Regions from separate parts of the Homo sapiens genome. Here region 1 is linked to region 2. The links are chromatin loops, found by intact Hi-C in ENCODE. Cell type or tissue: heart right ventricle. All regions are shown on one strand. Each heading gives the region's core, and the rest is flanking DNA. Links, peaks and the distances in the headings are about the cores only. Region 1 overlaps LINC00504 (long intergenic non-protein coding RNA 504). Region 2 overlaps LINC00504 (long intergenic non-protein coding RNA 504).

Evidence for each region. Hi-C counts contacts between places; a loop is a spot of excess contacts. Peaks named below come from ENCODE experiments on the same cell type or tissue, not always from the same donor. Only the 100,000 strongest peaks of a DNase experiment are listed, where the experiment ranks them.
Region 1: a loop joins it to region 2, with 2.2 times the contacts of the local background. A loop is called at or near these places in 1 of 110 quality-filtered maps.

Annotation. Positions count from the first base shown.
Region 1 is chr4:14,454,426-14,471,075 of GRCh38, forward strand. It overlaps LINC00504 (long intergenic non-protein coding RNA 504), which reads right to left. Exons shown (of 7, transcript NR_126435.1): 7 at 16,040-16,650. Among named protein-coding and RNA genes, the nearest start is that of LINC01085, 350 kb to the left of the region's middle. In heart right ventricle, for the core only: no CTCF peak of the experiment used is centred there; no DNase peak of the experiment used is centred there; H3K27ac peaks cover 294 bases.
Region 2 is chr4:14,707,916-14,724,565 of GRCh38, forward strand. The region is part of intron 2 of LINC00504 (long intergenic non-protein coding RNA 504); the gene reads right to left. Among named protein-coding and RNA genes, the nearest start is that of LINC00504, 170 kb to the right of the region's middle. In heart right ventricle, for the core only: no CTCF peak of the experiment used is centred there; no DNase peak of the experiment used is centred there.

The DNA of each region.
Region 1 (16,650 bases), core at 9,218-11,717, 250 kb before region 2:
TATTTGATTTCCTTGTTCTCACTTTAAACATTTTGAACAAGACATACAAAAGAGAAAATAAAGGAAACAAAAAGCTCGTAATTTTGCCAACTAGAAATGACCACCACTAATATTTTAGAGTGTTTCTTTCAGCTTTTCATTGCATTATATTTTCATGGTTGAAATCAGGCTCCGTATACCGTTATTTTAACAACAACATAAAATGTCAACACAAGATTAGTTATAGGAGATACGTTATCTAAAAACACTTGTGATTACCTTCAATAATTACTATTGCCAATGTATTTATCTGTATCACCCACACCCACTAGACTATAAAGTTCCTCATACAGGTATCATATATATTTTGCTCACAGATATAGTCTTAAAGTCTAGAATAATACCTGGCATTTGCAGGCACTCAGAACATGCAGTGAACAAGTGAGTGATACTGGAGAATTTTTTCCTGTCTGCTTTATTTACCTGATTTTTAAAAATGACTTTAATTAATTCAAAGGTGTTTTAGAGTTGCAGAAAATAATATTTTCATTCCCTTGATTATAAAAATGGCCATATGTAGCTCAATGATACCTGCTTTATTTGGTGAGAGAGAAAAGCAAAAATAAAACATAATTTGTCTGACAATTTTTCTGGCAGTGTGTGTCAAACATTTGGTCATAGTTAAATAGAGGAAACAAGCAATATCAATAATGGTTTTAAGTGATATGAAACACATCAAGAGTAAAGCTTGCCTATTAAGAAGGACAGTTGTAAATACTACCAAAAGACAAAAGTAAAACAGGGCCAAGTTTCTTCCCCATGGACAGAGTACTCTGAAAAACATATGGCCTTTATTATTATAGAATTTGGGGTACAAACGAAGAAAGAGAAGACCTAAAAGTTTTTGAAAACCCCAAGTTTTCTATTATAATTTTTCTAGTTTGTATTTGTCTCTCCACCAATTGAAACATATCATTAAGTGATTTTTTGAGGTAATTTAACATATATATGTTAGTATTTGCATATTATTTACTTTTAACTTATTTTCAGATATAAATGACAACTTGGCTGGTATAACATTCTTTGACTACTTTATATTTTTCTTCTGATTTTGAAGTATTCTTCCTTTATCTTTGAACATTTAGTGATACACAGAAGTCTGATAATAACTCTATTATTTCTAGACGTAGCTATTTATTAACAGTTTTTTTGTTTTTTTTTTTTTGAGACGGAGTCTCACTCTGTTGCCCAGGCTAAAGTGCAGTGGCGAGATCTCAGCTCACCACAACCTCCACCTCCCGGGTTCAAGCGATTCTCCTGCCTCAGCCTACCCAGTAGCTGGGACTACAGATGCATGCCACCATGCCTGGCTAATTTTTGTATTTTTAGTAGAGACAGGGTTTCACTATATTGGCCACGCTGATCTCAAACTCAGCCTCCCAAAGTGCTGGGATTACAGGCGTAAGCCACTGTGCCTGGCCTAATAGTTTTCTTAATAGTTGTAAATTTTTTTTTCTGCTTTAAATTCCACTTCACATCTCTCTCAGAATATGCTCAGATGTATTTCCTCTTATTTGTTATTTTTTCTTTGTTTTATTTTTAATGAGTGTTTTAAAGCAATACATTAGGTCCATTTCAACCTCAGGATCTTGGAAAAACAAATATATCATTCAATTTTATTCTTTTCTAAGTATTCTTATACTATCCCAAAACAAACAAAGCAAAACCCCTCAACTTTTAGGTCAGATTTTGATTTTCTAAACTTAGAATTTTATCTCTGTCTTATTGTTATTCTCCATATACAAATAAAACACTTTCATATCCTAGCTATCATTGTTATTAGTCCATTTGCATTGCTATAAAGAAATGTCTGATGCTGGGTAATTCATGAGAAAAGAGGTTTAATTGGCAAACGGTTCTGCAGGCTGTACAGGAAGCATAGAGACATCTGCTTCCGGAGAGGCCTCGGGAGGCTGATAATCATGGCGGAAGGCAAAGGGGGAGCAGGCACCTCACATGGCAAAAGCAGGAGCAAGAGAGAGAGGGGGGAGGTGCCACACACTTTTAAATGTCCAGATCTTGTGTGAACTCAGAGCAGGAGCTCACTTATTATCAAGGGGATGGCACAGGTCATTCATGAGGGGTCACCCCCATGATCTAAACACCTCCCACCAGGTCCCCCACCTCCAGCAATGGGGATTACAATTTAACATAAGATTTAGGCGCGGATAAATATCCATACTATATCAATCATCTTTTCAATGTCATTGTATTGTCTTTTTATCTCTTATGTTTGGCATTCTTTCAGAGAATGCCTTCTTGTAGAAATCTGCTTGACTGAGCTCTAAAAGTAATAACATAAAAATAGTTCCCTTTATAAATAATTTTCAGAAGTGAGTCATCCACAAGCATTAAAGTACCCAGTCTTTTACTTTTGTCTGCAGTACATTTTTCATGACCCTCAAGTTGTTCCAATTATTGCACATTTCACATTTTATTACAATTGCCCATTTATCTGAAAATTGCATTTTACTCATTTTTGAAAGTTGGTGTCTACCCAGAACCAGCATTTGTCAAATGACACACCGTATATCTTGTCTTGGGTTCCATCCCATCCCTGATTGGCTGAAAATCACTTTCCCTTTGTGGATCAAAAGCAGGTCATCTTCTCATCTCATAGCCCAGTGAACAGAAACTAAAGAATTTTCACTTAGAAGGTCTTCTTAGATAATGTGTAATCTTCTTCTACCCTACCTCTCTTCTTATCATAGAATATACCACTGCTGGCCACATGCAAATCCCTATCCCAATCTCTAAATTAGTTGTTTCTCATTTTGCATTTTCTGAATTTGGAGGCACCAATTGGAGAACACGATAAGAAGCCAAGAAAAAGTGACAATAACTCAGTTTTCTATTACAAAACAAATTGTACCTTTGAAATCTAGGAAAAGGTGACAAAAAGTCTTCCTAGCTATTTTAAGGGGCCTGTTATAAAACAATTTTTTCTGCCTGATTTCTGAATCAGTGGATGATTGGCATAGAATCCAGGCATATTGAGATTAAAATTCACTTCATTAATAATAAAATTGGTGGAGAACTTGGATTAAGATCTGCAGCCAAGTGGAATTACTGTTATTGTACCCTGAACTAGATGGACCTACCTTCTCATGTGGAGTAAGACAAGCTCAGGCCTTCACCTGGTGGTACTGTCTGTATGACCTAAGCCTGAAGGAGGAAGAGAGCATGTGTTTCCTACACGGAGGAGTGAATAAGGGGTGTCGACAGTATAACACTCCCAGAAACAGGAAAGGAGGATAAGAGCACCCACCCTAACAAATAATTGCTCCCTTTCTTTTCAGCTGGAACCACTAGAGTAGATGGGCCAACAATTGCAGATTAAATTATGTTAAATAGGATAGATGTTTGATTAAACTTTCTCTTAGATTCTGCGATTGGGTTGGTAAACTTTCAAAACTGTTAATTTTTTTTGGTGCCTTGGAGATTTTAATAAGAATTTAGAATGTTTATTATGAGATAAGCTAGCCTAGCCTACTTTTTTTACTTTTTATTCCTGTCTTTTCCAGATTTTCTACAAAGAACATATTTAGAATCAGAAAACAATAGCAATGAATAAGCAATTAACAAATCAATGTTGACTTTAAGAATAAGGCTCACTGTTAAAAAAAGTGCACTGTGCCAGCCGGGTACAGTGGCTCAGGCCTGTAATCCCAGCACTTTGGGAGGCCAAGGCAGGTGGATCATGAGGTCAAGAGATCAGGACCATCCTGGCTAACACGGTGGAACCCCGTCTCTACTAAAAATACAAAAAATTAGCCAGGCGTCGTGGCGGGCGCCTGTAGTCCCAGCTACTCTGGAGGCTAAGGCAGGAGAATGGCATGAACCCAGGAGGCAGAGCTTGCAGTGAGCTGAGATCACACCACTGCACTCCAGCCGGGTGACAGAGCGAGACTCCATCTCAAAACAAACAAAAGAAGTGCATGGTGCCTCCCTGCTCTCTAAATGCTATTTTGCATGCATTAATCTGCTCAGGCTGCTATAACAAAAACACAGGATGGGTGGTATAAACAACAGACATTTATTTTCTTACAGTTCTGGAGGCTAGAGTTCATGGTGGAGGTGCTGTCAAATTTGGTTTCCACTGAGGGCTTGCTTCTGGCCTTATTGGGAACTATGTTCTCACATGACCTTTCCTCTGTAATAGCATAAAGGAAGACAGATCTCTGGTGTCTGTTCCTTTTCTTATAAAGACGCTCAAGCTTAGGTTAGTTAGGGCCACACCTTTATGACTACATTTAACTTTAGTTCCTCTTCAAAGTTTCTATCTCCAAGTACCATCGCACTGGGGGCAAGGGCTTTGGCTTTAACATATGACTTTTGAAGGAACACACTTCAGTTCATAACACTGCAGTTCTAATTTACTATAATTTACCTTGAGATCAGTATGAAGAAAAAGTTTGATCAAGTAAGGATTCTGCCCAGTATTGTGTAAGTGAGCATAAATTACCCCAAACATAATTTGAATTAATGTTTCTCTTGAGTGCATAAATACCATGACCAAAACCCAATTTGTTCAAAGAGTCAGATACATGGTGGAGAAAATCCTGTGTCCTTCACCAGCTCTGCTCTTCAGAGCAAAAGAATCAGGTTGTCTATACCACCAATGACTGGTGACTATCACTATCAAATATGTCACTAACTTGCATTTAAGTTTGACAAGTATTTTTCAATTAGCTAGGGGCAAACAGTTGCTATAGCACACATAAAAATAGATAAGACATCTTAAAGACTTGAAGACATGATATTGTGGAGCTATAACATTTCTGTAATCAATTTTAACAAAAGCAACTATTATATGTGATACAATAAGGAGTACATGAAGTATTTGGGGAGTTTAGGAATGGTAATTAATTGAGCATCTGGTACCATGATGGTAGGCACTCAATATTTGTACACTGACTAAACAAGGAAGGAGTAAATGGATGATTCAAAAGACAGTAGAATGCAATTTTTAGGGACATGGTCTCTGGAGTTTCACACCTATAAACATCATGACTTCTAAGGAAGCTAGACTTCTGCAATCCCCTTGGACAAAATATTATGTGTACAGACAGGTAGAGAAAAGACCCCTTTCCCAACCACCAACCAAGATGGACTTAACACGACGTTTGTTTTTTTTTAAACTTTTACCTTAAGCTCAAGGGTACATGTACAGGTTTATTCCATAGGTGAACTTTTGTCATGGGAGTTTGTTGTACAGATTATTTCATCATCCAGGTATTAAGCCTAGTCCCCATTAGTTATTTTTCCTGTTCCTCTCCCTCCTCCTACCCTCCACCTTTATGATAGGCCCCACAGTGTGTTGTTTCCCTCTATGTGTCCTTATCATTTAGCTCCAAATTACAAGTGAAAATGTGTGGTATTTGGTTTTCTGATCCTGCATTAATTTGCTAAGAATAATGGACTCCAACTCCATCCACATCCCTGCAAAAGACATGATTTCATTCCTTTTTGTGGCTGCATAGTATCCCATGGTGTATATGTATGATATTTTCATTATACAGTCTATCATTGATAGGCATTTAGGTTGATTACATGTCTTTGCTATTGTGAATAGTGCTACAATGAATATATGTGTGCATGTGTCTTTATAATAGAAAGATTTGTATTCCTTTGTATATACACAGTCATGAGATTGCTGGGTCGAATGTTCCATGTTTAGGTCTTTGAGGAATCTCCACACTGTTTTTCACAATGGTTGAACTAATTTACACTCCCAGCAGCAGTATATGAGCATTCCTTTTTCTCCACAACCTTGCCAGCATCTGTTATTTCTTGACTTTTTATTAATAGCCATTCTGACTGGTGTGAGATGGTATCTCATTGTGGTTTTGATTTGCATTTCCCTAATGACCAGTGATGAGCTTTTTTTCATATAATTGTTGGCCACATGTATGTCTTCTTTTGCAAAGTGTCTGTTCATGTCCTTTGCCCACTTTTTAATGGGATTTTTTTAAAAATTGTGAATTTGTTTAAGTTTCTTACAGATGTTGGTATTAGAACTTTCTTGAATGCATAGTTTGCAAAAATTTTCTCCCATTCTATGGGTTGTCTGTTTACTCTCTTGATAGTTTCCTTGGCTGTTCAGAAGCTCTTTAGTTTTATTAGATCTCATTTGTCAATTTTTGCTTTTGTCGTGATTGCTTTTGGCATCTTCATCATCATGAAATCTTTGCCCTTGCCTGTGTCTTCAATGGTAGTTCCTAGGTTGTCTTCCAGGGTTTTTATAGTTTTGGGTTTTACATGTAAGTCTTTAATCCTTCTTGAGTGGATCAGCACTTTCTATCCATGAGCATGGAATATTTTGCCGTTTGTTTGTGTCATCTCTGATTTTTTGAGCAGTGGTTTGTAGTTCTTCTTGTAAAGAGCTGTGACACAATGCCTCTTTGGAGGTGAAAGGGCCAGGGAAGGAATTAATAATTTTGTTTTCAGTTACTGCTGAATGATCCAGAGGAGGTAATGAGAAATTGGTTGGAAATACGTATCTGTAGCTGAGAAGAGAGTTTTAAAGTTGTAGATTAATGTAATAATAAACACATTGAGGGTAGATAATATGGTCAAATGAGAGAGAAGAATGTGGGAGAGAGAGAGAGAATGAACAGACTAATCTGGGAACATCATGAGAATGAACAAATAAAGAAATAAGTAAACTTGACGGAGATTGAGAAGAAATAATTTCAAATGTATAAGGAGAAGTAGACAAAAGCAGTATCATTAATGCCCCACAAAAGGAATAGCTTTTGAAGGAACTTGTAAAACTGGAAAATAGCTGGCTGAGGCAATTGCTAAAGGATGAAAAAACCTACTGAGGAAAAGTTTCTACAGAATGGATGGGGAAAAAAAAGTCTCATACAAGAGTTTAAAACTGTGTCAGGGGAAGCTGAGGCCATAAATTTATAATGCTTTTCTAAAAACTTTGTTAATTAAGGAAAGGAGCAAGAAAGGAACAAATAGCAAATTTATGACGATGAAAATAATTGCACCCGAGTATGTTGAAGCTTGGCTTTCCCATTAAAAAGCCATTTGTATTTTCTGCATTAGTATTTTCTGATACAATTTGTTGGTATTTTCTTTGAGAAAATTGTCACAAGAGTATAATGAAGGGCAAACTATGTACCCAGTCAAAATAATGAAAAATTGATGCTCTATTTGTAGACTCGATGATTCAGTGAATTCGGTACTCATCAACACAATTACCTGCCAGCAGTTTGACAAATCCACAAAAGGCTCATTTCTTAACAGAGATAAGCCCTTTCCTGTTTTTAATGCATTATTTTTAAAATTTTATTTCCACATTTTCTGCTATGGTCCAATAAGGAGAGTTGGTGCATGTATGGCACAGGGTGACTTCTCTTGGTCTCTCTTTTGAACCAAATTATTTTGAACCATAAAGATTAGAGCTCCATTTTATTTTACTTCCATTTTATTTTAGGGATGAACAAAGAAAATGAGTTTTGTTTGATAGAGAGTAAGGAGATAAGAAACAAACAGAAACAGCCACATTGAGGAGGGATATTAGCCATTTTATTGATCTCTTTTTACATGAGTCTTAGTAGATGTAGCAGAACGATAAAATTGCAGAGTGTGCACCAGAATTTGGAACTCAGAAGTGGAATGATTATGGCTACTGTTTACTGAGCATGTACACTGTAACAGGTGTTTTCCACGCATTCCTTGTCACTGAATATTCTCAGCACCACCATTTTCTTCATTTTGTGGTGAAGTTTAAGTAAAATAATCAAGAAATGAAAGTAGTCATAGAAGAATTAGGATTTGAGGTTTCATTTGTAAAAAACTAATGCCTGTTTATTACATCTTGCTTTTTCTCCAGAAAGGAAACACTTTTTAAAGGGTTTATGGATCATTTAAGCATTTTCCAAAACAGTTGTGGAAATAATTTGTGTTGTGTTAACAAATTTTCCAGGGTATTTTTAGGAGGAGCCATGGAAGAGTTTTATAAAAATAAGAAGTTTCATTATAATTTAAAACATACCTTTAAGCCACAAGGAAAATACTTTCTCAGACCCTTAAGAACTATACAGGACCTATTTCTGAATTGAATATAATAGTATTCTATTATTTTTGTTCATTTAGTTTTGTGATTGCCAAACTTTTTAGCATCTTATATTCAGAAATTGAAAATTCTCAGCAAGTTGTATAAAATAATATTTTATTATCACTCTATTGAAAAGTGGGCAGTGTCCTAACTGATGGTGGCTTTCACATATTGGGAATCTTGTTTAGATGGTATACTTGGTTGGCAAAGAAAAATTAATTTCTTAGCACTCCATTCATATTGTAACTTTTTTCTTGAGTCTGTAGTCTAGTCATGATGTTTATTTAATCCAGTAAAATTCTCTGATTACCATAGTGTAGATTCCTGGAGTTACCCATAACTGCATCTGTCTCAGATCCCAACTCCAGCCTCTCAGGGCCACCTGCACCATGATGCCTGATGGATTGCATGGCAAGTGGGTAATAGATATTCAATAAATGTCTCTGAATAGAAGTGAATTGAAACAATGTAATGTTTAAAGAGCCAACTACGTATAAAAATCCATCCAACAAATAGGTGGCCTTGATGTTAATTTCTGGTTCACTATTTAGAAACACTATTTGTTTTACATCTTTGTCTATGATTTCATGTTTTGCAGTTTCCTTTTACATTTTATTTTTTCCTTTTTAAATTTCTTCCTTCCTTCCTTTTTTCATCTCTTCATTTCACCCTTATGTAATGTAAAATCTTCTACCTTTTATTGAACACCCATTCTATTCATGTTTTCTAATTATCATTATATTTTTGAAATACAGGAATTTCCCACCCTCAATGATGAAGGTAACTTGCTTAAAAATTTAAGTAGCTTTGTCAATATCACACAGCTCATGAGAAGCAGAGTCATGCAAATCTTGGTTCAAATTTGTATTTCCATAGATATAAAACAGCATAAAATTTGCTTCTTCCTTATGAGGCTGGCTAAATTGTGAACTCTGCCAATGTGGGCTCTTGAAGCTTCCATGTGACTTCAGGCCATTCTTTCTTTCTTTTTCTATTTAGTTGAGTGACACCGCTAGGCTATAGATTGAAAATTTCCCTCTGGCTCATTAGGTATGAAAAAGTTTAAGAAGAGATCATGGATGTTTTTATTCCCCTTGGCAAAATACATCAATGCAAACATTATCCTGTAGAAATACCAATGACCGGTAGTTAAATAATCAATAGGAATATTGTTTTGTCTTTTCTTCATCATCATTCTTCTATCAGACATTTCTTGGGTTGAACTGGGTTAATTCTGCAGGCCAAGTGGCAGATATGCTGAACTTTAAGTTGCTCTCTAAGTCTCTGGGATAGAAGTGGGCTTCATGAGTAATTATCTAATATTTATTATGAATAATTAATCCAATAAATATTATGCACTATACTTTTTTTTGTTTTGTTTTTTAGACAGAGTCTCGCTCTGTTGCCCAGGTTGGAGTGCAGTGGTCCAATCTCGGCTCACTGCAATCTCCACCTCCTGGGTTCAAGCGATTCTCCAGCCTCAGCCTCCTGAGTATCTGAGACTACAGGCGCACATGACCATGCCCAGCTAATTTTTTTTTTTTTTGGTATAATTATTAGAGACTGGGTTTCACTGCATTAGCCAGGATGGTCTCAGTCTCCTGACCTCATGATTTGCCCACCTCGGCCTCCCCAGGTGCTGGGATTATAGGCATGAGCCACCGCACCCAGCCCTGCACTGTACAATTTTTGTCTTTTTTTCATTTGATGCCACTAACCCTTTATGGAAGAAGATTAAGCTTTGCCAAGTAATATGTAAATGTATATGTAAAATTTCTGATTCCAATGCCCTCAACTATTTCAATGGTTTTATATGCCTCTAAATCTCTGTATTGTATAATATTTTGTTCAAAATTTATTGAGTGGTATTTTCCTAATACAAATCTGATTACTTGAATATATGGTGTCAGAAATAGGGAGTTTCCTAAGATAATATTTCTTTCTGAGATTTTGGCCTAGTGGATGGCAAGGAAAAGGATGTTATAGGGTGGAAAGACAGTAAGCATGTTACATTGTGACTAAACAATTTGTGTTTCTAAGGAAGAAGTGGTAACACACAATGTTAGTTATATGTGCTGGTAGTTATTGACTCTACCAAGGTATGTAAGAGAGAAATTAATTCAGGAAAGAATCAACAGGTTTTCAAGCATAAACGAAAAGGAATGGTTTAGGCATCTCAGACTTTAAATTGGAAGAAAAGCCAACTTCTAGGCTTAAACCGTAGGGAAGGACATTGAAAAAGACTTTGGGAAGCAAAGGCCAATCAGAATCCAGTATTGCAATAGAGATTGGATTAAGGGTATAGCCTTCTCATTCAATCTTGATAGCTTAAAGTTGCCATTAAGCTAAGAGGAAAAGTGAGAGGTGGGGGAATAGAGCTGTGGGTAGAGTAAGAAAGGTAAAGGCACAAAGAAAAACTATGCCCCGGGAAATAATCTAGGTGTGGTTCCCAACATGTGGAGCCAACTGGAAGCCAATAGATCAGAAGCCTAGTAAGGTATCAAAGGAAAAGTGTTTCTGAAGATAATCCTCTTGACTAGTTGAGACCAAAAGAAACTTTTAGACCTTGGTTTATCATCCAAGGGATCCCTCAAGATAACCCATGTCTTTATTCAATGTGTCCAAGAGAGCTTTCAAAAAGGAAGCAGGCAGAGCCAGAGGAAAGAAAGCATTACAGCCTAGGATGCCCCTCTCCCACCTAGAGGTCAGAAGCAGTGCCTAGCTGAGTGAATATCTCACTCCCAGGACAACCAGTCTTCAATGCATGCCCAGCAAGATTCTATAACTGTGACTGACCTCTGTCTTCTGTGGATCTTTCAGTCTTCTGTTATTTGAAGGAAATATTTTACTGCGGTCACCCTAAACCCATTTAATCTTGTATCTGAGCTATATGTGTTAGTGGGTGTGAGCAGTTAACTTATATTTTTAGTTCATACGTTGCTGGATGCAGGGCAGCCACACCCCAGTCTGATGACAAGGACTACGCTTAAATAAAAAAAATCCTTAACTTTAAACTAAACACAGTGACTGAAGGGAATGTTTGATTTTCTTCACTGGGGAAGAGCTGAGTGTATTCTGTAATTAGAGGAAATATGTTTTGGTTGCTCCCATGGTACTCACCGCCTGATAATAACACCCTTGTATAATCTCCTTCCCTGGCAGGTTGGCAGGACCTGTGACTTGATTCTAGGCAACAGACCAATAGTAATCACCAACCACCAATAGCAAAGGTGATGAAATGTTTCTCCTGTGATTATACTAAATGTGAATAGTGATGGGACGTTGCTTTCGTGATTATGTTACATTACATAAAACCGTCTGCTAGCAGACCCACTCTAAAGTCTCTCTCTGTCCATTGCTGGCTTTGAAAAAGCAAGTTTTTGCGAATCCTACAGCCACACGAAATAAATTCTACTACTAGTGTCCTGAGAGAGAACTAGGAAATGCTCCCACAACCCCTCAACTTGAGCTTGCAGACAAAAATCCAGCCGTGGCCCATGCTTGATTGTAGGTTTGTGAGACTCCTAGTGAATGACCCAGCTAATCCTTGGTTGAATTTCTGATCCTCAGAAAATGTGGTTTTAAAGATCTAAGTATGTTTTAATTTATTATGCATTACAGTAGTCTCCCCTTATCTGTGGAGTCTATGTTCCAAGACTCCCAGTGGATGCCTGAAACCATGAATGGTACACCCTATATATTGTTAGCCTTTAATGCCCTTTTTATCTTAACTGAGAACTGCAGCTGTAACTATTGCAGTTTGATGTATGACAGCAAAACTACCATAAATTAATTTTTCCCTCTTCAGAATTTCAGAGTTAGAAGATCTGTTTTTACCTTAGACCTTGACAACTTCAGCATGTGATTTTTTTCTTTCCTTATTAAGACAAGAACTTTCACCTTTTCAATTAAAGAAAGCACTTTACGGCTGCTCTTTGGCATATTACAATTGCCAATATTGCTATTTTTGCACTTTGGGGTCGTTATTAAGTAAAATAAGGTTCACTTGAACACAAGGACTGATACTTCCACAGATGATCTGATAACTGAGGTCGCTGCAAAGACACTAATGGATGGGTAGCAAATACAGCATAAATACGCAGAATAAAGGGATGATTCTCCTCCAACGCAGGTTGGAATGGGACAGTGTGGGCTTTCAGCACATTCATAGGAACGGTGTGCAATTTAAAACTTAGGAATTATTTCTGGGATTTTGCATTTAATATTTTCAGGCTATGGTTGAGCATAGATAACTGAAACCATGGAAAGCAAAACCACAGGTAAGGGAGGACTACTGTAATAGAAGCCTAATACAGATATGCTTGGATATGTGATGACCAGAAGGATACACAGTGAAAAAGATTGTTTGCAGACCACCAGAAATTATTTGGCTCTTTCCCCATGGTTTAGAATCGCTATTAGGAAAATATCACAGTAAGGAACATATTCCCCTACCCTTTTATCAAGGTAGGGCCATATGACCAGCTCTGGTTAATGTATACTGGAATAATATGTACCACTTCTGAGTGAAGGTTTCTATGTGCCCTGCATGCATGACACATCGTCTCTTTCTATTGGATCATATATACTGAAGATAGTCGAAGCCCATGAAGAAAGAGGCTTGGATCCTTAAAAAATTGCATGGGACAGAAGACCTTCCCCTCCCATGTTTTCATCAATGATTTAAGCTGTAAAATGAAAGAAGGATAAACTCGTACTGTGTTAATTCATCAACACTTGGGATTTTTCATAATATAACTTCACCTATTCTGACTAACACCATAAAAGCAAAGTATTTTTATTGTCATTTTATTTTAATAAAGACCATTTCTTGAATTAATTTTATAATATTTAAATGACAAATGTTAGGTATATATACCAGTGCATTTTATTTCTGAAGTGAAACAAAAAGAAAACTAGCATTGCTTCCAACTAAGTTTATGAATACCTCAATGAAACAAATCAATCAAGCAAGTCATTTTTATATCAGTTTTCTAGAACTATATATGCATATTCCAAGATGAGAGTAATATATCCATTGGCTAATCACAATATGCAATTGAAATTGTGTAAAGATCATGGACTTTGACAAGTTAGAGATTTGAACTTAAAGCCTGGTTTCAAAAAGTACAAGGTGTTTGATCTTGGCAAAGTAATTTAACCGGTTTCTCATTTTTGTCATCTTGTAAATGTGCATAGTATTTATAATATAAAACCGTTAGGAAAACGTAGTGATGAAAAATATCAAGCAAGCACAGTTCTTGTCACTTAGTAGGTGGTCAAACACTGCTAGATCTCTTCTCTTTCCCCCTTTATCTTTGTGTATCATAGGATGTCAAACAGATAATGAATAGCATCAATTATAGCTATGACATCTCCAGGACGTTACTAATGAGAGTCATACATCAAAACATTAGGCTTATGTGTTATGCAACTATTTGCTGAAGCTGTTCCTACTTTAATTTTTAAGACAGTAACTTCAGAGCTTTCTAACATAACAAAATCTATATTTACTTTGAAAGCTATGCAGTGCTTTGAGTATAAAAGCAAACTGACAAAACTGTACATTTGGAATCACTACATCTTTACAAAATCCTCCAAAGCCTTTTATGTCCACATATTTCTAACTAAAAAGTAAAAATTCTGTGAAGTTTAGTAACAGCTGTGTGTGTGTGTCCGTGTGTGTGTGCGCGCACACGCACACATGTATGTATTTGGAACTCGAGAACTAAAGAAGGACTGAAGACACGTTTGTGGTGTGGCAACCTTGGAATTTAGTGAACAATATTTTGCTTCTTACTCACTTTCCTTGTACACATCAGAGCCATTCACCTTTATTCTTTTAATTTTGCTCTCTCCTCTTTTCACTACCAGTGTCCCTCCTCTTATCTCACCCATTCTTCAGAACCCAGCTTAGGTTTCTCCTGTGCTAGAAGCCTCTCCTTAAGATTTGTCTCTTCATTAGCTGATTTGGGTCCTATTTGTTTTTATAGCAGAGGTCACAACTGGCCCAGAAAATGGCACTTGGATTCTGAGGATCCAAGTCCATAGCAGAAAATTCCAATGCTACAGGAGATATTGGTGGGGAGAGGTGATCTAAAATATCAAGGGAAGTGTCTACACACACCAGTTCTGGAGGGGTCAAATGTGAGTTTGAACTTGAAATCCCAAGAGATGACACCATAATAGGTGGAGAAACATGCAGTATCTTTATGTAAGGCTAGATGATGAAAAGTTTCCAAGAGGGCAAATTTCCCCAGACTGTTCTACAGAGGATATCTTACCTTTGTGATCATAAGACTTTATTGTTTATATTCATAGATTAATTAGGATGTCAGCCTACAGGGCCTGAAGTACTATGTCTTGGTAGGTAAATAACAGTGTTCTAGATATGGCTTCACAATTTATTAACTGCATTATCTTAGCTATGGTGCTGAACTGCTCCTGAGTCTTGGTTTAATAAAATACAGGAGGTCAAGTAATGCCCATCTCATGGAAGGATTGGAAATTCAATGAGATAATGCATGGAAAAAATGTGTGCAAATTCGAAGCCTGGAGATATACTAAAGAATGTTTTTATCTTTGGATCTGAGTCCATTTGGTGTTCCTATAACAGAACATCTGAGGCTGGATAATTTATAAAGAAAGAGGTTTATTTGGTTCATGATTTTGGTGACTGAAAGTCCAAGAGCATGGCATTAGCATCTGCTTGGCTTCTAGAGACAGCGTTTTTCTGTGTCACAATGTGGTGAACAGGCAGAAAGAAAAGTAGGTGGGAGCAAAGTGGCCAAACATGAGACGCAACCTCAATTTGCAACAACACACTTTCACCAGGACTAATCCATTCCTCAGAAAACTAATCCAATCTCATAAAAAGACAGTAATCTCTCTTTATGACCTAATCATCTCTGTAGAGTATCACCTCCCAACATTGCCACAATGGAAATTAAGATTCCTGCATGAGCTTTGGTGGGGAACACTCAAACCATAGCACTGTGCGATAAAATTGAGCACTCATTGAATGCTATTTATTAACTCCACTATAGACATAAAATACTCATTTTTTAACTTATAGTGAAAGCTTTTTGATGGGAGAAATCCAAATATCATTATTACTAAGTCATGCTTTAAAGTATAGGTCTAAGAGTACATTTGATATTCAACACGTTTATTTAGTGTTCAGTGAATGATTACTCTTCTCTCTGCACAACACTTTCTAATCTTCTGCTTTCTCTTATGTTTTTTATTACAAAAAGAAATTTACATAAATGATCACTTCTCAGAATTAAATTGACAGTGTAAATGACATGATTTATTACTGCCTAAAATATCTGAATTCAAATCCTGGCTTTGCCACTCACACAATTTTTGAGTAAATTGCTTAGCTTCTCTTTATCTCTTTGTTAATTTAAAACTATTCTTTTCTCCATTACTCATCTGTAGAATGGAGGTACGAATAGTTTTCTCAGGGAGTTTTCAAATGGCCAAATGATTTAAGGTATGTGAAATACATAACACAGTGCTTTGCTTAGCACAAAATAGTTGAACAATAAATTCTTCTTCCCCTTATCTCCCTTCTGCCAATGTTGTCTCTTCCCTTGAAGGATGCGAGAGCATGGATGATCTCACTACCTGATTATTGATGGCCTGCTTTCCTGTAACCATCTCTGAATTTAAGGATTATAGATATAGAGGAGGTATGTCACAATGAGACTAGAAGGTTTTCTTTTTAGAGTTAATATATTGTTATAAAAAATAGGCTTGGTTGTCCCTGCTTGATAATTCCCACAGCATCCTCCTAGCTACAGATAAAAGGACTTTCTACTTCATAACAAGAAGAAGGTTGTTTGATGTCATTTGAAAATTTTTAAAGAAGCCTATGGAAGGAAGTCTACAAATAAAATAACAGTGGCTGACTCTCAGGAGTTTCAGAGTGAAACAATACTTTATTTCTGTTCACAGGAAACTTTACCATTCAAATAAATTCACTTTTCATACAGCAACTCCTCAATTTCAGACCGAATGTTGAAAACTGGCCGCACTAAATCAGAAAGAAAACACTTTTGAAATCATCTTTGCAAAAGTACAATTTTGACACAAAAAGAAGAGAATCAAGAAGGTGAACAAAATTAAAATGGAATTCAGTTCAAGGGAGACAAGTTCTCAGGTGGTTAGTTATTTGTGAAACTTGCAAAGTACCAATCAAAGGGGGAGACTATACCCATCAGCACATATTGTTCCATGATAATGCTGATTCACTCTTTCAAACATTTAGAGTCAAGAAATTATAGGGGCCAAGGATCATATTTTATAGAAAAGGGAGGACACAGAATTGATCGTAGCAAGCATATTTATTAGAAGTCTTTCTTCATTCCTCTCTCTTCTTTCAAATCCTCTTTCTTCTTCATGGCCTCTTTCCACACCCCACTGCATCTACAAAGCATTCCCTGACCACTAGGCCTAACCATGTTTCCTTACTCTTTGAAAATCTGTGAAGACAGATTCTCTGCTCTTTTTAGGGCTGTTTCATGTAGTAA
Region 2 (16,650 bases), core at 5,664-8,163:
TTTCTATGTGGCCCAAATTTATACAATCCTGCAAAATAAATACTGAACCAGCCAGTAGGAGCAATCTGCTTACCAGGCAATCCTTCTGGAAACCTTGCAGGCTACAAGTCCCAAGACAGCCCTGTAGGCACAAGTCCTAGAGCGACTCACAACATCTGGTCGACTCCACATAAGGTTCAGAGTTCCCCAGGGGGCATCTCAACCAGTTAGCATAGCCAGACCCGGAGACAGGGGCTCCAAAACTCAGTCATCTCTGATGCTGGGAAGACCAGGACCTCCTGTTTCCCAGATCAAAAGACAGTATTGTTAACAGTCCGATCTTCTAACCAGGTGGACGAAGTTGAGCCGAGAGAAGCAGAGAAGAACAATGAAAAGACCGTCTCATCAGCTTTCACATTCCCAGAGACCAGACTGGACCCCTGCCCTCTATATTAGATGAACTATTTTAGTGTCCTTCCACACAAAACTTGCCTATTTTGATTAAGCAAATTCAAGACAGATACCTGTGTCTAAAATCAAAAGAATTTTTAAGAATGTACCAATGAACAATTTCATTCTTGTTATTTATCCTGGGACTGGCTTCCATAAAAAATTCATAGAGCAGAAGCTAATCGACTTGAAAGTTAGAACACTGGGAACAGTTTCCCATCTGCCCCTTATGAATTTCATGACTGTCAGGAAGTTATTTCATCTTTCTTGCTCAGTTTATTCACCCCATTTAAAATTGCAAACACACACATTCCAGAAGTCCCTACCTTCCTTCCCCACTTGATTTTCCCCATAATAATTTTTATTTCTAATATATTAACTTATTTTTAATAATATTTTATTTTATTATTTTATTTATTTTATTTCTAATATTTTTGGATATAAATTTCTAATTATTTTATTTCTAATATTTTAACTTATTTATTCATTTTGTTAATTGTTCCCCCCCTATATGCAAGTTCCATATAGATGCTTCTGAATCTCCCTGGTCCAGAATAGAATATAATACATAAGAATTCAATAGATATTTCTGGCAGTTGTTGTTGAATATATTATGTGATTTGATTATACCGTATCAGTGGTTGCCCTCTTGAGATCCTATGAACTCTGTGAGTTCATGAAGATAGTATTAGACAAGCCTCAGGCTAATTTGAATATGACTGAAAGCATAATGGAGATAACACATTTTAACCATCACTATGTTCCTCCAGCTAACATATCTAACATCTTATTACACAAGAGAATTTAATGCTTCTTAAAATTGCGTTTATTATTACTTTTCACTATTTTCATTAATTATCTATGTCTTTTGTTAATAAAAAATGATAATGTTATTAGTTTGACCAAAAGTCATAACAAGAGACAATGGAAGAAAGAGCTACAAAATAAATCTTTGGCGTGTGACAATTCTCAAGTTAATCTTCTCAAGCCATATTTTGTTACCTTAAAAATAAGTGTGGTATAAGATAGCACATATAAATAGCCTAACATGTACTTAATAAATACTAGCTCCTTTTTTTCTTTCACATGGTAGAGAAATAACTCTTTTCCAATCCTAGAATCCAGGATTCTTTGTTGTTGGAGCTGCACAAGCTGAGATGTGTAAGTGCAGTTTAAGACCAGAATTTCAAAAGATCATATTGTCCACTTAAGAGCTCTTTTAAAAAGTATAATAATAATAAAATAAAAAAAGTTCAACAAATAAATAAGGCTTAACAAATCTCTATTAAGCTATCATGAGTTCAATTCTTATTGAACTTATCGAACACTGCAAAATTGGCTCAGAAAAGACAGCAACATAGGTGAGAATAGTGCTTATATCTCTGATTCTCAGGAAAAGTAACCAGTGTGGGGCAATTCATTGAGTGGTTTATTTCTAGTTGCATAAGGAGAGACTGGGCAAAAGTGACAGACTGAGATAAAGTTTGAGAAGAAACAGAAAGAGGACACTGGAAGACAGAGTGACAGGGCAGGTAGATGACAAAAGCTAATTCCTTCCTTATGCTGAGGAGCCCCGTATCTGCATTAGCATTTGAGCAATAGAGGAATTAAACAAGCATATTCCCTCTTTCCCCCATTGGTTGCTAAGTGACACCCAGAAAAGAGGTCAGAAGAACACAACTTAAAATGGGAATCTTTTTAATTTCTCAACATTTCTCATGCTTCTTGAAAGTAGGAAGCTTTCACGGTTACCTTTGTCAAGAATCCCTGAGGCTATGCACGGGACATTAAACACAATAATAATAACTAGGAGCAATTCCTCTATGCCCAGATGTTACCTTAGATACTTTGCACATATTACCTTGTTTAGTTTTACCCTTCAAAAATTCCACAGTTTTCTAAATATTATTAGTTCCACTTTTAGGATGAGGAAGCTGAGCTTCAGAACAGCTAAGAGGTTTGATTAATCAAAGATAGGACAGGTTACATTAAATCAACAAACAGCCGCCAAATCTAAATGGTATTTTTTTACACAAAGTTCTTTCTGATTTGAATCCAAGGCACTCTCCAGAATAACTTTCCTCCATGTGGTGAGTTGAGACTCCAAGCTGATCACCATTTTGAATCTGCAATCTTAATGTGAGACCTCTTCAACAGCTATTTTGGCAGGAGAAGGAAAACAAGTGGAAGATCTCATACTGACAAATGCTTCAGCCCAGAAGTGGTAGGTGTCACTTCTGTTTACAGCCAATGGGCAGCAAAAAGCCCTCACTCAACTGTGATTACCCACAAGAGAAGAATTAGATATCAGTAAGTCCTAACAGAGGCTTCCCCAAGGCAACATAGGGAAAAGACAGAGTAGTAAAGACCCTATTTCAAGTGTTTTGATTCCAAATTCCTAGTTTATTGTTTTGTCAGCCAATTAAATAGGAAATTCCAAATGTATAAAAGAAAGATTCTCAAATATTGACAACATTTTAGAAACTGTACATGCTTAGGGAAGATTTAGGGCAAGTAAGAAGTTTCTTGCCACCTTAAATTATACTCTACTGTCAACCAAAAACAGATGTTTCTGGAACTACAGATGCTTCTGGAAGAGCCAAAAGGGAGAAGTCTATCACTCCTCAGTAATGCCATCATGGTCAGCTCAACACCACCCCAAATAAACAATCTAATGGTAAACATTACTAGTGTTAGTATTAGTATAGCCTGTATCTATTGAGCAATTGTGTCATAGCAAATGGTTTTGAAAATTCTTTTCACATATTGATTCATTTCATCCTTACAAGAGCCCAATGAATTAAGCATCACTATCAGCCTCGTTCTCATGTGAGAATAAAGGATGCAAGGATCAAGGGGTCAGGTAACCTAAGTTCAACCTGTAAGCCTGCTACACAAATACAGTTGAAGAAGCAGTCTCCGTCTTTGCCTTTTTACCAGATTGCTCTTTTTGGGTTCCTTGTGTATCCAGTTCTAGAGCTACCTCCATGCACAGTCATCTCTGGGTAGGACAAGTCAACACACCAAGTCTCAATAAGTCAGAGAAAGCAACTGGCCAGGTCCAGAGAGGTAGAAACTGAAGTTTAAAGCTTTGGCTAAATACCAGACACTCGGGTTACACAAACCAGCTCTCAGGACAACCCAGTGGAAAAAAGAACAGGAAGAAAAGAGCAAACATTTATGGAAACTTGTTAAACTAGCGAAGTGGGAGAGCTCAGCACTCTGTAGAGGATTCGGAACTCCAATGATACAATCCCAGCAGGTTCCTCCTTTTTACTTTTTATTAGCAGCACTGGTTGAGGCTCACTGTCAGCTGCAATAGGGCTTGTCTTCCCAGAGCATTCTCCTTCTCTGAACAGTTTTTTTTAATGGAAGAAAAAGCAAGAAAAAAATTTTTAAAAATTTGCTTAAAGAATTTACAAGTAAATTCTCCAAATATGAGAGCTTTTGAGTGATGAATAAGGACAAGTTATGAATCTTCTGTAGCCAGAACACTGAATTAGGAGCTTTAAGAATGTATGAGAAGGGACTCAGTATCTCAGCTTTCAATGTCCAGTAGTGTTAGGATTGAAAACAGCACTGGACTTAGATTTAAAAGATCAGATTTTTGGTTTGCTACCCATGGCACCACAAACAAATCAGTTAACCTCTGTGAGACTCATTACATTGTCTATTAATAGTGAAATATGCATCTCTTATCTCCTAGAATACATGGCATACATAAGAAACACAAAGATTTCATAATACCCCAGACCCTTTCTCTTACTTAACAGCCTCTGAAAGTGTGTCTCCTTCTCTTTTGAATGTCCTGTCCCATCCAGTCACCCTTCATATGGCTAATTGTATGAAAACACATATGATCCTGTATTGCAATGCCATTTTACGTGCCTGTTTCCCAACTCTGCTGTGAACTCCTTCACAACAGAGGATGGTGTCTGCTGTGAACTCCTTCACAGCAGAGGATGGTGTCTTGCTATGCATCATTGAATGACCAGCAAACATAGGGGTTGTGCTGAAAACGCACAGTGGGGACTTGTAATTCCAGAAATACTATGAACAAAACATCATAACACTGAAAATGCTGACTACAATATACACAAACTTCTCATTAAATTCATCAATGGACTGACAAAGAAGGAAAAATATGTAAAGGTCAAAACCTAAATGCACAAGGGTAACCCAGAAGGTTGAGCATAGCACTGAAGTCAGCTCGCATCCAGGGTTTGTTTACTGAGCTCCAGTGGTCTTGAGCACTAGTTAACAAGGAGACAATCCCCAAGGCTCACCCAAAGTAGGAAATCTGATAGGAGATTTCCCAAAGAGCTATGACTTTAATTTAAGACTGAACATAAAATGAATCTACCATCAAAATGATTACAAAAGGATGATCCTGTCACAAACTTTTACACCGTGTGGAAGACAAAAAGCTCTCTGAACATTCTTAATCATAAGTTGGCCTCCAATCAGGTTTATTGTTCCAAATCTCCATAGCTGGGTGAAAATTCCTATCTGAAGATTTGGTTTAGAGTATTCTCAAATTAGTGGAACAAATCTCCCCTGAAGGAATCAGGTCCAAATGAGGCCTCAAGTAATTCTTCAGATGAGGAATAAGAGGATAGAGCTCACTATCACCTCTTCCATTCAATATTTGTTGGGGGTCCCAACAAAATAAAATGGAATAAAAGTGATGAATAAAAACATTTCTAGAAAAAAAGAAAAATATTATTATTTATAGACTATATGATTATCCACACACAAAAAAACAAAATCAACAGATTAACCATTAGGCTCAATAGATATATTATCAGAAGTTCTTGATAAAATATGAAATATGAACAAACAGAAAATAGACTTTAAAAGAGAAACCATTTATACAATTAAGTATTTATGTCTGTTAGACGTAAATCTAACAGAAATGGGAAAGAGCTTTATGGAAAATATAAAACTTTATATTGAAAGTTATATATTGAAAAACATTAAAGAAGGACAAAATTTTAGAGAAGAGATATGTACATGGATAGGAAGACTCAATATTTATGACACTTCTTTCCAAATTTATTTATAAACCTATAAAGTCAATATAACTCTAAGAAATTTTAACAGGTTATTTTTAAGGAACTTGGCAAAATGACTTGAACATTTTATATGAAATAGCAACGCTCCAAGGACAGCCAAAACACTCCTGAGGAAGAACAGTTTGGGGTTTTATCTTTCACAATACCAGGCATTATTAGATGAGGGTAATTAAAGAAGGCTGGTGTTGGTGACAGAAAAATAAGTACAGAAGAAGGAAAAAGGTGGACAAAAACAGGACCACACATATATGGAAACCCGATTTATGACAGCCAGCACTGCAGATCAGTGGCAAAAGATGACCATTCAGCAAATAATCTTAGAGCAATTGGTTACTTATATGGACCAAAATAAAAATTAACCCCATCTCACACCACACATAAAATCAATTTCAGCTGGTTTAAATATTTAAATATGAAAATAAAAAATATAAAACTTCTAAAATATAATACAGGAGAATACCAGAATATCTTGATGACATCTGGGGAAGGAAGGGTTTATAAACAAGAAATAGACAGTATAAATCTTGAGAAAATGAATGATGTACTTTGTCAATGTTAAGAACATCTATGCATCCAAAGGCATAGTACAGAAACTGAAGTGACAAGTCACCAACCAAGAGAAGGTGTTTGGGAATATATCATGATGAAATTAGTATCCAGACTGTATATACATGTATATACAATTTATATTAATTGATAAAGACAAACAATTTAATAAAATAAAATGGGAATGTCCTAAATAAGCATCTCACAAAATTAGAAACTGTAATGACAAGTTTTAAAATATTCTTCACCTCTCTAGTAATCAAACTAATGCAAACTAAAACCACAAGGGGGGACAATTTTTTATCCAATAGATAGGCAAATATTAAAGACTAAGAATAACAAGTGTTGACAAGGATGTGAGGCAGACATTACCATGATAGACATGAGCTGGGATTGTAAATGGGCATAGCTACTTTGTGTAACAAGGCTACGGCATTATCTAGTTAGGTTGGAAATGTTCACATCCTGCAGCCCATCAGTTTCATTCTCTGATATCTACGCTGCAGAGAATTTTGCCCATGTATACCATCAATTTATATAATAATGTTACTAGAAGCACTTGTAGTAACACGAAAACAAATTTAAAGGAAGTAACTAAAATGCCTATTAAGAGTGAAATGGATAAGTGAATTCCTCCATATCTGTCCTCTTGCATAGTACTGAAAGAATTCATTACAGTTATGTGAACAACATGGATACATTTCAGAATACCACATTGAGCAAACAAAGCAAATAGCATAAGATCAATAGCAATGTGATTACATTAATATAAATGTCAAAAGCATGAGAACCCCCCCCAAAATTTATTGTTAACAAATGCAAACATAAATGGTATAACCATAAAGAAAGGCAAGGAAAGGCTCATCACAAAATTAAGAGTTGTGGTTGCCTCTGAAAGGAGAAGATGAGTGCTTTCATATGGTCGTCTTCACAGTATGGTGAGTGGATGGTTTATTTTGCTGTCATGTTATATAATGTATGCATTTTTCCAAACACCTCATGTTCTCACTCATAGGTGGGAATTGAACAATGAGAACACTTGGACACAGGAAGGGGAACATCACACACCCGGGCCTGTCATGGGGTGGGGGGAGGGGGAAGGGATAGCATTAGGAGATATACCTAATGTAAATGACGAATTAATGGGTGCAGCACACCAACATGGCACATGTATACATATGTAACAAACCTGCACGTTGTGCACATGTATCCTAGAACTTAAAGTATAATAAAAATAATAATGTATGCATTTTTATAATTAATATTAATATATATTTACTACATAATTATAATTAACAAGTTTTTTGATATTTAATATAAAAATTTAATGACACATTGGATAATGAATAAATTAATTACATACCTCCTTACATTGGAAATAATTAACTTATGAATTTCCCTTTACTAAGTATTTTGCTAATGCTACTAATAACTAATAATTACCAAACCATTGTTATGTAGCTGGAAATGAGTAACCAGTATTTATACATTATTTCTTTTAATCTTCTCAAACCTGTTTATATCTATGCCCGTTATATAAATGAGAAGACTATATGAGAAATTAAGTAAATTACCAAGGTTTCATAGGTATTGAAGCGGCCCTTGTTGGCGCCCTTGAGCTCACCAAGCTTTAGTTTTCAGTGTCTCATGCAACATTTAGATGCTTGGTACATGGTCAGTGGTCAATGTATTGGGAGCATAGTTTCTACTGCCAAGAAGCTTAAATAACCTCACTCAATGACCTCCTGAGATGAGGCTTGAGAAGGTGACCCCTGCAAGTTGCTGATAATTAGTGAAAATCAATAAGAAGGATGTTAACCATCTTGGGCACTATAAATAAGTCAACTCCAGGTGGGGAAGCAAAAAAACAAAACAAAAAAAAACAAACAAAAAAAAAACCAGAAACGTGTGGGTTTGTTTTGTTTTCTAAGAAGATTATTATTTAAAAACATACAAGACTGCCATTATGGGGAGGAGCAGAGGGAACCAGCAGGTATGGAGCAGTCCTTATGCATGACAGTCACTTTCTCTGTACTCTCTCATTTCATTTTCATACCCATCCTGCCATGGTATATTTTATTTCTTTCATAGGTAAGAAAACTGGGGCTCAGGCATTATTTCTGACTTACCCAAGCATGCCCATCTAGTAAGGAAGAGATCTGCATTTGAATCCAGGTCTGTCTTTCTCCAAAGCTGTCTTTACTCTGCCAGATCAAATCAAGAAAGAAACATCTTTGAGCCTCTGCTAGGTATCGGTCCCTCTGGTGGATACAGCATGGAGGGTGTGTGACATCTCATCCATATCAGCTTTGGTGTCAAATAAACTACATTCTGGAAATTTGATGCTTGATCTTTATACTTTTTATTTAGAAACTTATAATAATTAATAATAATAAGAAGAAAACCAATCTTACAAGATTGTCATAGTGAATCCAAAATAATATTAATTATAAAATTCTTGACAGCTAATAGGTGTTTATACAGGTTTGTGCTCTTACTCTTCCTACCTTTCTCTAGGTAGGAAATTAGTGAGCTGGGCTTCGATTTTCCACAGTAGCTGAGAGGGCTTTATGAACTGACTCCCCTCCTCTGGGGCTTCGTGTTCTCATCAGCACAAAGGGCAGTAGACCAGATGTCATTAGGAAGGACCAAGCCCCAAGGGCCACGGTGAATCAGGCTTCAAAAATGAGATGGCAAATATCCTCCATCATTCTATGAAGCAGTGTGAACAGAGAGCAGGGAAATGAATCTCATTCTATTCTTTTCTGAAACAACAGGAATACGAACCCTCACCACCCACCTCGCTGGGATCTGGGAAGGATTAATGAGACATAATATGCAGTGCTCCACTGAGAGCTATTACCATCTTATAGGGGGAAAATTCCCATTGTTGCCTGCAAACAAGACTGACAATTTGATGAGGTGTGAATATTTTTAGTGTAACAGTATGTAAACACTGCTTTTTTCATCCAAGTCATCACTGTGCACATACCCTTATGCATTTTTATGAGGCCATTTCTCTGCGGCTGTAAATAGTCTGTGCTTGCCCTTTTCCACGAGCTCGTAGAATGTGCCGACCAGGGGCCAGGCTGAACCTCTAAGCTGATTCCTAGGGCTGTCCACATCCTTTGGGAGAATGTTAATAGGCATATTCACATTTTGTACCAAAGTATATGCCTTCCTGCTGGCCTATACAAATTGCATCATGCAAGGACAGGGGCAAAAAAGGCCTCTGTTGGAGAAGGTTCAGCTATTTCATAGTGATAAATATGGAACGGCAACGTGATTACCAAAGCAGAAAAGCAGAAAAAAAGGCAGGATTCCTGATGCTAATTTCTGTTCCTGTCACACTTGCTTAGAAAGTCAGAAAAAAGCCTAAGTCTTCAAACCAATACCTTTTCAATAAAGAATTCCACCATTCATTCAAGAAGCATTAACTGGGCACTAGGTACTAGAGGCTGAGCCACGCACTAGGATATAAAAGTTAATACGACTTAGTTCTACCCTCCTGTGATTATATTTTAGTGAAGGAATTGACAAATAAATGACGACAATTCAGTGAAAAGTGTGCAATGCACAGATTTTCTTCCATCTTATCCCCCGTCCATCTAACCCCTAAAGCATCACCTTCCTCACAATACCCGATAAAGAGATGGTTTGTCTCATGTCTTTCCTGGAGGGATGTCCTTGGCAATTGTTTTTGCACGTTTGTTGTTGTTTTTGGTATTTTGTTTCGTTTTGTTTTGTTTTTTGAGACAGAGTCTTCCTCTGTCGCCCAGGCTGGAGTGCAGTGGTGCAATCTCAGCTCATTGCAACCTCCACCTCCCGGATTCAAAGGATTATCCTGCCTCAGCCTTCAGAGTAGCTGAGATTACAGGTGGACACCACCACACCTGGCTAATTTTTGTATTTTTAGTAGAGACGGAGTTTCACCATTTTGGCTAGACTGGTCTCGAACTCCTGACCTCAAGGGATCTGCCCACCTCAGCCTCCCAAGCTGCTGGAATTACAGAAGTGAGCCACCGTGCCCAGCCTGTTTCTGCATTTTGATATCTCTTTCCCAACCCTCTCTCTGCTGCTGGTTACATCTTAAATTCTAGGGCCATTACTGTCTGAGACCCTATTACTACACTGCCTGATAGGCCTGGGCAGTGGGGTGAATGAGGGGCAGGGCAGGGTTTTCTCTTTTGCCTCAACACTGCATTCCTTATGAAAGCACATTGCAAGGTGGTAACACATATCTCATACCACTGAGGGTGGCATGCATGGTGAGGTCAGAGTATATAAATCCATGCACTAAAAATAACAAATCCTGCCATATCCACCTCCAGAAGATCCCCAATCCAATCATTTCTTTACCCTTCCAGTAAGATCCCCCAATCCCAACAACTCATGATTATTTGTAATTTGGCTAAACCAATAGTTTCCTATTTCTCACACTCTACTCTTTTCCCCCACTCCCAAAATCAATTTCCCCTCAACAACCAGAACAACTTTTAAAATTATAAATTAGATCATATTCTGTATTATATAGGCCCTCCAATTCTTCTGTAACACTTAAAATCCAGAATCTTCACAATGGTCTTTAAGACCTGGTTCCTGCTGGTCTTTTCCAAACTCTCTCTTACTTCTCTCCCCCTTACTCTATGGATCCAAACTACATGGCCCTCTTTCTGTGCCCTAAAGATGTTCAGCTTGGAGGAAGAGCTCCCGCCTGTAGCTCCCAGCAAGACCAACGCAGAAGGCAGATGATTTCTGCATTTCCAACTTAGGTACCCAGTTCATCTCATTGGGGCTGGTTAGACAGTGGGTGTAGCGCAGGGAGGGCTAGCAGGAGGGTGGGGCATCAACTCATCTGGGAAGCACAGGGAGTCAGGGAACTGCCTCCCCTAACCAAGGGAAGTCATGAGGGACCTTGCTATGAAGGATGGTGCTATCTGGCCCAGATACTATGCTTTTCCTACGGTCTTCACAACCCACAACCCAGGAGATTCCCTCAGGTACCTACACCACAAGGGCCCTGAGTTTCAAGCACAAAACTGGGCAGCCGTTTGGGCAGACACCAAGCTAGCTGCAGGAGATATTTTTTTCCTATCCCAGTGGTGCCTGGAATGCCAGTGAGACAGAATCATTCACTCCCCTGGAAAGGAGGCTGAAGCCAGGGAGTCAAGTAGTCTTGCTCAGCGGAGCCCAACCCACAGAGCCCAGCAAGCTAAGATCCACTGGCTTGAAATTCTTGCTGCCAGCACAGCAGTCAGAAGTCAACCTGGGACACAGGAACTTGGTGGAGGGAGGAGAGTCAGCCATTACTGAGGCTTGAGTAAGTCGTTTTCCCCTCACAGTGTAAACAAAGCCTCCAGGAAGTTCAGACTGGGTGGAGTCCACCGCAGCACCATGAAGCCACTGTAGCCAGACTGCCTCCCTAGATTCCTCCTCTCTGGGCCAGGGATATCTGAAAGAAAGGCAGCAGCCCCAGTCAGAGGCTTATAGATAATGCTCCCATCTCCCTGGGACAGAGCACCTGGGAGAAGGGGCAGCTGTGGGTGCAGCTTCAGCAGACTTAAACATTCCTGCCTGCTGGCTCTGAAGAGAGGAGCAGATCTCCCAGCACAGTGGTCAAGCTCTGCTAAGTGGACCCCCAGCAAACTCCAGCAGACCTGTAGAAGAGGGGCTTGACTGTTAGAAGGAAAACTAACAAACAGAAAGGAATAGCATCAACATCAACAAAAAGGACAACCACACAAAAACTCCATCAGAAGGTCACTAACAGCAAAGACCACAGATAGATAAATCCATGAAGTTAAGGAAAAACCAGCACAAAAAGGCTAAAAATTCCAAAAACCAGAATGCCTCTTCTCCTCCAAAGGATCACAACTCCTCAACAGCAAGGGAACAAAACTGGACAGAGAATGAGTTTGATGAATTGACAGAAGCAAGCTTCAGAAGGTGGGTAATAACAAACTTCTCTGAGCTAAAGGATCATCTTCTAACCCATGGCAAGGAAGCTAAGAACCTTGATAAATGCTTACAGGAATTGCTAACTAGAATAATCAGTTTAGAGAAGAACATAAGTGACCTGACAGAGCTGAAAAATACAGCACGAGAATTTTGTGAAGCATACGCAAGTATAAATAGCCGAATTGATTAAGCAGAAGAAAGGATATCAGAGATTGAAGATCAACTGAATGAAATAAAGCATGTAGGCAAGATTAGGGAAAAAGAATGAAAAGGAACAAACAGAGACTCCAAGAAATATGGGATTATGTGAAAAGACCAAACCTACATTTGATTGGTGTACCTGAAAATGATGGGGAGAATGGAACCAAGTTGGAAAACACACTTCAGGATATTGTCCAGAGAACTTCCCCAATATAGCAAGACAGGCAAACATTCGAATTCAGGAAATACAGAGAACACCACAAAGATACTCCTCAAGAAGAACGACCCCAAGACACATGATTGTCAGATTCACCAAGGTTGAAATGAAGGAAAAATATTAAGGACAGCCAGACAGAAAGGTCAGCTTACCCACAAAGGGAAGCCCATCAGACTAACAGCAGATCTGTCTGCAGAAACCCTACAAGCCAGAAAAGAGCATGGGCCAATATTCAACATTCTTAAAGAAAAGAATTTTCAGTCAAGAATTTCATATCCAGCCAAACTAAGCTTCATAAGTGCAGGAGAAATAAAATATTTTACAAACAATAAAATGCTGAGAGATTTTGTCACCACCAGGCCGGCCTTACACGAGCTCCTGAAGGAAGCACTAAACATGGAAAGGAAAAACCAGTGCCAGCCACTTAAAAACAAATGAAAAAATACAGACCATTGACACTATGAAGAAACTGCAACAACTAATGGGCAAAATAACCAGCTAGCATCATGATGACAGGATCAAATTCACACATAACAATATTAACCTTAAATGTAAATGAGCTAAATGCCCCAATTAAAAGGCACAGACTGGCAAATTGGATAAAGAGTCAAGACCCATCAGTGTGCTGTATTCAGGAGACCCATCTCACCTGCAAAGATACACATGGGCTCAAAATAAAAGGATACAGGAAGATTTACCAAGCAAATGGAAAGAAAGAAAGCAGGGGTTGCAATCCTAGTCTCTAATAAAACAGACTTTAAACCAACAATGATCAAAAAAGACAAAGACGAGCATCACTTAATGGTAAAGGGATCAATGCAACAAGAAGAGCTAATTATCCTAAATATATATGCACCCAATACAGGAGCACCCAGATTCATAAAGCAAGTCCTTAGTGACCTACAAAGAGACTTAGACTCCCACACAATAACAGTGGGAGAATTTAACACCCCACTCTCAATATTAGATCAATGAGACAGAAAATTAACAAGGATATTCAGGACTTGAAATCAGCTCTGGACCAAGTGGGCCTAATAGACATCTGCAGAACTCTGTACCCCAAATCAACAGAATATACATTCTTCTCAGCACCACATAGCACTTATTCTAAAATTGGCCACGTAATTGGAAGTAAAACACTCCTCAGCAATTGCAAAAGATGGAAATCATAACAAACAGTCTCTCAGCCCCCAGTGCACTCAAATTAGAACTCTGGATTAAGAAAATCACTCAAAGCCGAACAACTACATGGAAGCTGAACAACCTGCTCCTGCAAGACTACCAGGTAAATAACGAAATTAGGGAAGAAATAAATAAGTTCTTTGAAATCAATGAGAACAAAGACACAACATACCAGAATCTCTGGGAAACAGCTAAAGCAGTGTTTAGAGGGAAATGTATAGCACTAAATGCCCACAGGAAAAAGCAGGAAAGATCTAAAATCAACACCCTAACATCACAATTAGAAGAACTAGAGAAGCAAGAGCAAACAGATTCAAAAGCTAACAGAAGACAAAAAATAACTAGGATCAGAGCAACTGAAGGACATAGAGACACGAAAACCATTCAAAAAATCAATGAATCCAGGAGCTAGTTTTTTGAAAAAATTAACAAAATAGATCGACTGCTAGCCAGACTAATAAAGAATAGAATAATCAAATAAACACAATAAAAAATGATAAAGGGGAGATCACCACTGATCCCACCGAAATACTAACTACCATCAGAGAATACTATAAACACCTCTATGCAAATAAACTAGAAAATCTAGAAGAAATGGATAAATTCCTGGACACAAACACCCTCCCAAGACTAAACCAGGAAGAAGTCAAATCCCTGAATAGACCAATAACGAGTTCTGAATTTGAGGTAGTAATTAACAGCCTACCAACAAAAAAAGCCCAGGACCAGATGGATGAACAGCCGAATTCTACCAGAGGTACAAAGAGGAGCTGGTACCATTTCTTCTGAAACTATTCCAAACAATAGAAAAAGAGGGACTCCTCCCTAACTCATATTATGAGACCAGCATCATTCTGATATCAAAACCTGGCAGAGACAAAACAAAAAAAGAAAGTTTCAGGCCAATATCCGTTGATGATGAACTTCAATGTGAAAATCCTCAATAAAATACTGCCAAACCAATTCCAGCAGCATATTAAAAAGCTTATCTACCACAATCAAGTCGGCTTCATCCCTGGGATGCAAGGCTGGTTCAACATATGCAAATCAGTAAATGTAATCCATCACATAAACAGAACCAATGACAAAAACCACATGATTATCTCAATAGATACAGAAAAGGTCTTTGATAAAATTCAACACCTCTTCATGCTAAAAACTCTCAATAAACTAGGTATCAATGGAACATATCTCAAAATAATCAGAGCTATTTATGACAAATCCATAGCCAATATCATACTGAATGGGCAAAAGCTGGAAGCATTCCCTTTGAAAACCAGCACAAGACAAGGATGCCATCTCTCACCACTCCTATTCAACATAGTATTGGAAGTTCTGGCCAGGGCAATCAGGCAAGAGAAAGAAATAAAGGGTATTCTGTTTGCAGATGGCATGATTGTATATTTAGAAAACCCCATCATCTCAGCCAAAAATCTCCTTAAGCTGATAAGCAACTTCAGCAAAGTCTCAGGATACAAGATCAATGTGCAAAAATCACAAGCATTCCTATACACCAATAATAGACAAACAGAGAGCCAAATCATGAGTGAACTCCCATTCACAATTCCTGCAAAGAGAATAAAATACCTAGGAATACAACTTACAAGGGACATGAAGGACTTCTTCAAGAACAACAAACCTCTGCTCAAGGAAATAAGAGAGGACACAAACAAATGGAAAAACATTCCATGCTCATGGATAGGAAGAATCAATATCATGAAAATGGCCATACTGTTCATAGTAATTTATAGATTAATCACTATTCCCACGAAGCAACCACAAAGATTCTTCACAGAATTAGAAAAAACCACTTTAAATTTCATATGGAACCAAAAAAAAAGCCCGTATAGCCAAGACAATCCTAAGCAAAAAGAACAAAGTTGGAGGCATAACACTGCCTGACTTCAAACTATACTACAAGGCCACAGTAACCAAAACAGCATGGTACTGGTACCAAAACAGATCTATAGACCAATGGAACAGAACAGAGTCCTCAGAAATAACACCATAAATCTACAACCATCTGATCTATGACAAACGTGACAAAAACAAGCAATGGGGAAAGGATTCCCTATTTAATAAATGTTGTTGGGAAAACCGGTTAGCCATATGCCAAAAACTGAAACTGGACCCCTTCCTTACACCTTATACAAAAATTAATTAAAGATGGATTAAGGATTGAAATGTAAGACCTAAAACCATAAAAACCCTAGAAGAAAACCTATGCAATACCATTCAGGACATAGGCATGGGCAAAGACTTCAGGACTAAAACACAAAAAGCAATTGTAACAAAGCCAAAATTGACAAATGAAATCTAATTCAACTAAAGAACTTCTGCACAGCAAATGAAATCTAATTCAACTAAAGAACTTCTGCACAGCAAAATAAACTATCACCCAAGTGAACAGGCAACCTACAGAATGGGAGAAAATTTTTGCAATCTACCCATCTGACAAAGGGCTAATATTCAGAATCTACAAGGAATTTAAATTTACAAGGAAAACACAAACAACCCCATCAAAAAGTGGACAAAGGATATGAGCAGACACTTCTCAAAAGAAGACATTTATGCAGCCAACAAACATGAAAAAAATGCTCATCATCACTGGTCATTAGAGAAATGTGAATGAAAATCACAATGACATACCATCTCATGCCAGTTAGAATGGTGATCATTAAAATGTCAGGAAACAACAGATGCTGGAGAGGATGTGTAGAAATAGGAACACTTTTATACTGTTGGTGGGAGTGTTGTGGAAGACAATGTGGTGATTCCTCAAGGATCTAGAACTAGAAATACCATTTGACCCAGCAATCCCATTACTGGGTATATAACCAAAGGATTATAAATCATTCTACTATAAAGACACATGCACACTTATGTTTATTGCAGCGCTATTCACAACAGCAAGGACTTGGAAACAACTCAAATGCCCATCAATGTTAGACTGGATAAAGAAAATGTGGCACATATACACCCTGGAATACTATGCAGCCACAAAAAATAATGAGTTTATGTCCTTTTCAGGGACATGGATGA